Regions from separate parts of the Homo sapiens genome. Here region 1 is linked to region 2. A link is an interaction called in ENCODE POLR2A ChIA-PET data of the cell type or tissue named here. Cell type or tissue: K562. All regions are shown on one strand. Links, peaks and the distances in the headings refer to the core of each region. The heading gives the core; the rest is flanking DNA. Region 1 overlaps LOC124903218 (a long non-coding RNA gene). Region 2 has its middle 4.8 kb from the start of LAMP1.

Region 1 (4,390 bases), core at 268-4,267, 84 kb after region 2:
GGGGTCAGTGGTGGCTGTCAGCTGTCACTCAGCTGTGCCATCACTGGGTCACCCACCCACGCTTGTCTGCAACGCCTACACACTGCCTGGAGGCTGGGCTTGGAGAGCTGGTGTGCTAGATGGACAAGAGGAAACTGTGTCACCATGTTGCTTCTGCCAAGTCACAGCCACCCAGAGTCAGGAGCAGAAACACAGACCCCTCTCCTCCATAGAGGAGCCAGTCACAGCCTACGAGGAGTGGGGCTGCCATGAGCACTTTGGAAAATAGGACCTGCGACTCCTAAACACAGCAGGTGCTCACCCAGGGCCTGCTGGATTCACAGGCGAATGTGAGGAAAAGAAGAGCTGGGGTTTGTGTGATGTCATCCTCCATGACGTGCTCAGAAAGTTCTGATGCATCTGATGGGGACTGATGGGGACTCATGGGAACTGACAGAGACTGATGGGGCTGATGGGTCTGATGGGGATGATGGAGTCTGATGGGGACTAATGGGGTGTGATGGGGTCTGATGGGGTCTGATGGGGACTCATGGGGTCTGCTGGGGACTGATGGAGTCTGATGGGGACTGATGGGGACTAATGGGGTGCGATGGGGTCTGATGGGGACTCATGGGGTCTGCTGGGGACTGATGGAGTCTGATGGGGACTGATGGGGACTAATGGGGTGCGATGGGGTCTGATGGGGACTCATGGGGTCTGCTGGGGACTGATGGAGTCTGATGGGGACTGACAGGAACTAATGGGGTGTGATGGGGTCTGATGGGGACTCATGGGGTCTGCTGGGGACTGATGGAGTCTGATGGGGACTGACAGGAACTAATGGGGTGTGATGGGGTCTGATGGGGACTCATGGGGTCTGCTGGGGACTGATGGAGTCTGATGGGGACTGACAGGGACTAATGGGGTGTGATGGGGTCTGATGGGGACTCATGGGGTCTGCTGGGGACTGATGGAGTCTGATGGGGACTGACAGGAACTAATGGGGTGTGATGGGGTCTGATGGGGACTCATGGGGTCTGCTGGGGACTGATGGAGTCTGATGGGGACTGACAGGGACTAATGGGGTGTGATGGGGTCTGATGGGGACTCATGGGGTCTGCTGGGGACTGATGGAGTCTGATGGGGACTGACGGGGACTAATGGGGTGTGATGGAGTCTGGTGGGGACTGATGGGGTCTGTTGGGGTCTGATGGAGTCTGATGGGGACTGATGGGGTCTGATGGGGACTGACGGGGACTAATGGGGTGTGATGGGGTCTGATGGGGACTCATGGGGTCTGCTGGGGACTGATGGAATCTGATGGGGACTGACGGGGACTAATGGGGTGTGATGGAGTCTGGTGGGGACTGATGGGGTCTGTTGGGGTCTGATGGAGTCTGATGGGGACTGATGGGGTCTGATGGGGATGACGGGGTCTGGTGGTGACTGAAGGAGTCTGATGGGGACTCATGGGGACTCATGGGGTCTGCTGGGGACTGATGGAGTCTGATGGGTCTGATGGGGTCTGATGAGGGTGATGGGGTCTGATGGGGACTGATTGGGACTAATGGGGTGTGATGGCATCTGGTGGTGACTGATGGGGTCTGTTGGGGTCTGATGGAGTCTGATGGGGATGAAGGGGTCCGATGGGGACTAATGGGGTGTGATGGGGATGATCGGCACTGGTGGGCTGGCCCATGGGCTGCGGCCACATTTCCATGCTGAAGAGCCTGATGTGGTCTGATTTATTTTTTTAAAAAGTATTTCCCCAGTTATTCTGTAGCTTGCTGTCTGACAAGAGTGGAGGCAGGGGCCAGTGAGAAGGGTTAGAGAGGACAGTGGCCTGGAGGAGGAGCAGATGGAGAGGAGGGGTCGCCTCTGGATTCTTTGCTGAGGTGGGTGCAGCAGGAGCTGCTTCTGGGGTGGATTCGTCCAGATTTGTTAATTGCCTTCATTCTTCTCTACTTCATCTGCCTCAGGAAAGAAGGGAGTACGCATCTGGAAGGCTTAATTCAGACTATTTTTACTGTTGAAAAATAATGACATTGTCTAGGTTAGAATTTAGGAGCAGTAATATAAAGATTCGTGAGATGAAAGTTGTACGTCCAGAGAAACCTACTTACACCTGGAATAGCGTTACTGGATTTAGCAAATAAAAATGCAAATACAGGACACCCAGAGTGAGACATACTTTTACTAATATAGAGGAAGAAGTCAAAGCAAAACAAAACACTTCCTCTAATCTATTGCTTGAGGGACCTGGGAATTCCTTGGACCTGGGAATCAACGTGATCAGGCAGATTAACAAGAGAAAAAGACAATTTTAATTATGTAAGTATTCACAGTGGCTGGCCAAAAAAAAAAAAAAGTGGCCGAAGCAGGTGGCCAGAATCTTTCCCCTGATCCAGGAGAGAATTCACTGGGTCTGGTGCCTTCTTAAGTCTGAAAAGAAAGATTTGCAATCTATTGTCTCTGAAGCCTGATACCTGGAGGCTTCATCTGCATAATAAGAACCTTGGTCTCCACAAGCTCTTTTTTTTTTTTTTTTTTTTTGAGACAGAGTCTCGCTCTGTCGCCCCAGGCTGGAGTACAGTGGCTCAATCTCCGCTCGCTGCAAGCTCCACCTCCCGGGTTCACGCCATTCTCCTGCCTCAGCCTCCTCAGTAGCTGGGACTACAGGTGCCCGCCACCATGCCCGGCTAATTTTTTGTATTTTTAGTAGAGACGGGGTTTCACCGTGTTAGCCAGGATGGTCTCCATCTCCTGACCTCGTGATCCGCCTGCCTCGGCCTCCCAAAGTGCTGGGATTACAGGCGTGAGCCACCGCGCCCGGCCATGCTCTTATCTTAACCCAGACACACCTCTTTGTATTGATTCCAGGTCTTTTTTTTTTTTTTTTTTTTTTCTGAGATGGAGTCTCACTCTGTCGCCAGGCCGGAATGCAGTGGCGTGATCTCGGCTCACTGCAACCTCTGCCTCCTGGGTTCAAGCGATTCTCCTGCCTCAGCCTCCCGAGTAGCTGGGATTACAGGCGTGCACCACCAGGCCCAGCTAATTTTTGTATTTTTAGTAGAGACAGGGTTTCACCATGTTGGCCAGGCTGGTCTGGATTTCCTGACCTCGTGATCTGCCCCCCTCGGCCTCCCAAAGTGCTGGGATTACAGGTGTGAGCCACTGCGCCCGGCCAATTCCTGGCCTTTAGATAAACTCTTTCAAACGACTGACAATCTGAAAATCACCTATGACCTGAAGCCCACCCCCGCGTCCTTCAAGTTGTCCCGCCTTTCCAGACCGCAGTGTTCACCTTACATGTATTGAATGATGTCTCCTGTCTCCCTAAAATGTAGAAAACCACGCTGTAGCCTGTGTCCTCAGGATCTCCTGAGGCTGCGTCAGGGTTCAGGCTAGACAACGGATAAGGGGGTTTGGGCTTTTGGAGGGCAGGTAAGAAACGGGAAGGTGACCAGGAAGTGTGTAGTGAACAAGGTTGTTTAGTAAATGTGTTACGTAGGCCAGGCACAGTAGCTCACACCTGTGATCTGTGAAAGGAAATTAAATCTTGAGACCCCAAACTCATTTAGCCAAAGGAAAAAGTCAAGTTGGGGACTGGATCATGCAAACTTGCCTCCCCTTTTGGTTTCTAAATAAGATGGCTGCAAGATGAGAAGCTCCATACCTCCCTAATATTTTGCCCACAAGGAAATTTTTACTGAGCTCCGAGATCTTTACTCTAAGGTGTTTCCATAAAGATTTCACTATGGCAATGTAAACTGATTCCTCATCTTTACAGGTGCAGTCACCCATGGCCCATCAGACACAAATGCATACCCAATTGTTTCCCTGCCCCATTTTGTCTGTGTGATCTTATGTAAAAATACAGATTCACTGAGGCAGACAGAGGCATGAATGACTCTTTTCCCCTACCCTCTTCTTTTTTTTTTTTGAGACAGTCCCGCTCTGTCACGTAGGCTGGACAGCAGTGGCACGATCTCTGCTCACTGCAAGCTCTGCCTCCCAGGTTCACGCCATTCTACTGCCTCAGCCTCCCGAGTAGCTGGGACTACAGGTGCCCACCACCACGCCTGGCTAATTTTTTGTATTTTTAATAGAGACGGGGTTTTGCTGTGTTAGCCAGGATGGTCTCGATCTCCTGACCTTGTGATCTGCCCACCTCGGCCTCCCAAAGTGCTGGGATTACAGGCATGAGAGCCACCGCGTCCGGCAAACTTGTGCTGATTCATCAGGGACCACCCCAAACAGAATGATGGCGTTTTGCTCCTACCTGGGCGTGTTTGTGTGTGCCCAAGTCTGTGTTTGTGTCGGAAAGCTGATGTCAAGGTCAAACACATGATCAATGTTCCAAGCAGGGCACAGGCAGGGCCTGGCTGGTCAGCGCCATTTCTGTCAATCA
Region 2 (4,390 bases), core at 174-4,173:
TCCTGTGAAGACTTCAAGTCACTTAGACCAGCTCCTTTCTTCCTCACGTCCTTCAGTGTGGCTGCGGGACTCGCTCCCATGCACTGTCTTTGCTGGTCACAGCCTGCATTCTGTCTTGGGTCTTCCCCCATCCCTACCTCCAGGTAGATTTCCAACATTAATGTATAGTAAAGCTTAGTCTGTGATGTGCATCTCTATGGGTTTGACAAATATTCAGAATGTCCTCCACCACCATATTCCTTACAGAACTGTCTTGTCATCCTGGAACCCCCATGGCCCCAGCCCAACCCCAGAATTTTCCTGTCATCCCAGAACCCCCACAGCCCCCTGACCCCAGAACTGTCCCGTCACACTGGAATGCTGGGGCCGGCTCTCCCCCGGGCCCCAGAACTGTCCCGTCATGCTGGAATGCTGGGGCCAGCTCCCCGCTGCCCCAGCAGTCCCTAGTGCTTTGCTTTTTCCAGAATGTCATGTGCACGGAATCCCACTTGTGACCTTTTGGGGCTTGTTTTTGTTTTGTTTTGTTGTTTTGTTTTGTTTTGCTTCACAAAATGCATTTATGGTTCAGGCTGGGCGTGGTGGCTCACGTCTATAATCCCCACACATTGGGAGGCTGAGGTGGGAAGATCACTTGAGCTCAGGAGTTCAAGACCAGCTCGTAATCCCAGCACTTTGAGAGGCTAAGGCAGGAGGTTCGCTTGAGCCCAGGAGATCAAGACCAGCCTGGGTAACACGGCAAGACCCCGTCTCTATAAAAAGTTCAGAAAATTAACCATGTGTGGTAGCACGCACCTGTGGTCCCAGCTACTCGGGAGGCTGGGGAGGGAGGATCACTTGAGCTCAGGAGTTCGAGGTTGCAGTGAGCCAAGATTGTGCCACTGCACTCCAGCCTAGGTGACAGAGCAAGACCCTGTCTCAAAAAAAGAAAAAAAAAAAACAGGAAAAAAAAAAGAAAAAAGGAACAAAAAGCACTCCTTAAAACTTGGAAAGAAATGAAGTCAATGAACCTAACTGTATAGACAGTGGGTGGCACAACCACACAAAGAAGATGCCTTGAGTGACTTTTACACAGAGCACCAGCTGCTGCCCTGGGAGGACATGCCCAAAAGACGAAAAAGAGCTGTGGACAGACCCTCAAGGCACCCAGCAGTCCTGGTGGTGACCTGGGTGCTGCCCTGCAAAGCAATCACTCACAGATTGTAGGAGAAAGCAAATTATGGGACCCTTGTCAGGGGTCAAGATTGTCAGCGTAAGAAAACACAGGTGCAAATACAGACATAAACAAGAAGTTAGGTCGGGTGCAGTGGCTCACACCTGTAATCCCAGCACTTTGGGAGGCTGAGGCGGGAGGATCACCTAAGGTCGAGAGTTTGAGACCGGCCAAGCCAACATGGAGAAACCCCGTCTCTATTAAAAATACAAAAAATTTAGCCGGGCATGGTGGTGCATGTCTGTAATCACAGCTACTCAGGAGGCTGAGGCAGGAGAATCGCTTGAACCTGGGAGGCGGAGGTTGTGGTGAGCTGAGATCGCACCATTGCACTCCAGCCTGGGCAACAAGAGTGAAACTCCATCTCAAAAAAAAAAAAAGATGTTAAAACTCCCTAATTATCATTTGAATAGAAAATCCCAGTATAAAGTCCTGATTTTCTCTTAAATGTTCTGTCTTTCTTAGGTCTGTGTATGGAAAAGACCTAGAAGCTTGACAAACCAGTTGCTAAAATAGATTGTGATCTCGATGAAAGTTGATCAGAGAAATTGGGTCATTCTCGCCACACCCAACTAAAACAGTCAAAGAGCCTGGGGAGAAAGCACTCAGGACACACAATGTTGCTCCAAAATGTAATTCTCTTCAAGCCTGGCAGTGAAAACTGCTGCTGTAACCTGAATCCAGTTCCATCCATGGCTGCTGAGACACCCGACAGCCCCAGAGGACAAACTTCCCCGCCCCCGCTGCCGCCCACGCCCACGGACCCTGCCAGATCCCGGACAGAGCTTTACCAACAGCAGGGAACTTTCTCTCAAGACCTTCCTCATTCTTATCGAACCCCGAATCTTCTCTTTGTTCTTCAAAGACACGCAGTTTGTGTGTATGCCCCTGTGAAACTGAATGAATCAAACATAAAGCCTTTGAAATTGTGAATTACCCTGAGCCTTGAAGGAAATGTGGCTATACGGCATAGGTCATGCCACACGCAGCTGCAACTTCTGCCTTTCTCCCTGTAAACAATAAAGACCAAATGGCACCGGAGATAAGACCCCCTCAGATCACTACCCCTCCTCATGGAGTCATAACGCAATCTTCCTTCAAATACAGAGATCCCTAACCAATGGAACCGCTGCGGCGTGTGCCCCTGGTCTCATATGAGAACTGTGGTGATCCTGCTGGAGCTTCTGTCTCTGCGTGGTAAGTGAAACCTGAGCTTCTCCACTTGGAAACGCTGACCCCATGTGTCTGCAGTCAGTGCCTTCCCGGGTGGCCATCCTCAAGCTCTGCACTCAAATACACACTATAGGTAATCAGATTTTCTGAATCTCATTATTTGCAGTTGACACCTGAATTGCAATGCTTTCTTCCCAAATAAAACGTTAAATTTGGAGAGTCATCTCTACATTTTTGACTCTGACATCTCTAAAGACCATTTTTCATCAAAATAAACCAGGGCTTTTTTTTTTTTTTTTTTTAGACAGAGTCTCACTCTGTTGCCCAGGCTGGCGTGCAATGGCATGATCTCAGCTCACTGCAACCTCTGCCTCCCAGGTTTCAAGTGATTCTCATGTCTCAGCCTCTGGAGTAGCTGGGATTACAGGCGCACGCCAACACAGCCCGCTAATTGTTGTATTTTTAGTAGAGACAGGGTTTCAACACGTTGGCCAGGCTGGTCTCAAACTCCTGTCTTCACAGGATCCTCCCACCTCAGCCTCCCCAAGTGCTGGGATTACAGGTGTGAGCCACTGCGCCTGGCCCAAACCAGGGCTTCTTGATGAAATCATGGATTCCAACTGTGACCTAGAAATGCCCAAGGTGAGTTTAGCCGTAATGTTGGTAACTGGGCTGGACATAGTGGCTCCCATCTATAATCCCAGCATTTTGGGAGGCCGAGGCGGGATGCTCACTTGAGCCCAGGAGTTCACAATAAGCCTGAGCAACATAGCAAACCCTGTCTTTTATACAAAAGTAAAAATAAATTAGCCAGGTGTGACAGTGCGTGCCCGTAGTTGGAGGTGCTTGGGAGGCTGAGGTGGAAGGCTCAGTTGCACCCAGAAGGATGAGGCTGCAGTGTTGGGCAACCCAGCCTGGGCAACACAGTGAGACCCTACCTCTAAAAAACATTTTTTAAGTAGTAACTGAAAGGCGGGTAATAGTGGTAGGCAAGGCGGGGATCATTATATTATTCTACTTTTATTTAAAATATCCTTTAGAATTGTTACAAAAAGACTACTTATCTCAATTTTTACCTATCAACCACTACTTTATTTCAAATACTGAGCCCATGTATCAGCTTCCAAACCTGAACTCTTGTGGCAGAAACTGCAGAAGAAAATTTCAGGAGCCTGTTTCTTGTGCCAAGCGGGAAGCTAGGCCCTGTGGCCTGAGTCATGCAGCACGTTTGCAACTTCAGCTTCTTGGACTGGTTAGGCTGACAGGTGACCACACAGCCTCTTGTTCTTGTTTTGTAAATGACTAGGAGAGACCAGAGACCAGACTTCCCCGCTTCCCATTACTGATCTTTGCTGTGGACCAGCCGCCTCCTTCATTGTCCTGTGCATCTGTCCTAACTCAGACTAGATGGCACGACGACCCCGTGACGTAGTCCGTGTGGAACGCCAAACATACCTTTCCCAATAGGAAAAGACCACCTTGGCTAATCGGAGCACAGTAACTGTGCATTCACCCTCAGAGAGAAAGATGCTGGAATTGTGTTAAGTTTCCCTAAACTTCATCTATAGAAATGATCCCAAACTGCTACATTTCAGAACACCGACTTCTGTTCTTTGGAATCTGTGCTTCCTGGGCGGCCTGTCCTCAAACTTTGCACTTGAATAATCTCTCTTTAAAGTAGATTCTGACTCTTGATTATTTTAGGTTAACAATGTCTTCAGGGAAATATATTCCACACTGAATTCCTAACTTAAAAAACAAAGAAAAGCTATAAAATGTGAAAAAAAAAAAAAAAAAGGTCAGGCGCGGTGGCTCATGCCTGTATTCCCAGCACTTTGGGAAGCCAAGGAGGGTGGATCACTTGAGGTCAGGAGTTCAACAGCCTGGACAACATAGTGAAACCCTGTCTCTACTAAAAACACAAAAATTAGCTTGGCATGGTGGTGCATGCCTGTGATCCCAGCCAATTTTTTAAAAATTGGCCAGGTGTGATGGTGTGCACCGGTA

Evidence for each region. ChIA-PET counts read pairs that join two places held together with the same protein. Peaks named below come from ENCODE experiments on the same cell type or tissue, not always from the same donor. Only the 100,000 strongest peaks of a DNase experiment are listed, where the experiment ranks them.
Region 1: POLR2A ChIA-PET joins it to region 2 with 5 read pairs; 7 of 35 experiments call an interaction of 5 or more read pairs at or near these places.

Annotation. Positions count from the first base shown.
Region 1 is chr13:113,374,638-113,379,027 of GRCh38, forward strand. LOC124903218 (a long non-coding RNA gene) reads right to left here. Exons shown (of 2, transcript XR_007063881.1): 1 at 4,262-4,390; 2 at 1,708-2,005. Among named protein-coding and RNA genes, the nearest start is that of GRTP1, 13 kb to the left of the region's middle. RefSeq lists an enhancer at 4,017-4,390. In K562, for the core only: no CTCF peak of the experiment used is centred there; no DNase peak of the experiment used is centred there; H3K27me3 peaks cover 1,146 bases.
Region 2 is chr13:113,290,266-113,294,655 of GRCh38, forward strand. No RefSeq gene overlaps it. Among named protein-coding and RNA genes, the nearest start is that of LAMP1, 4.8 kb to the right of the region's middle. RefSeq lists enhancers at 1,416-1,925, 1,926-2,434. In K562, for the core only: a CTCF peak has its summit at 2,470; a DNase peak (open chromatin) is centred at 1,956; H3K4me3 peaks cover 651 bases; H3K27me3 peaks cover 3 bases.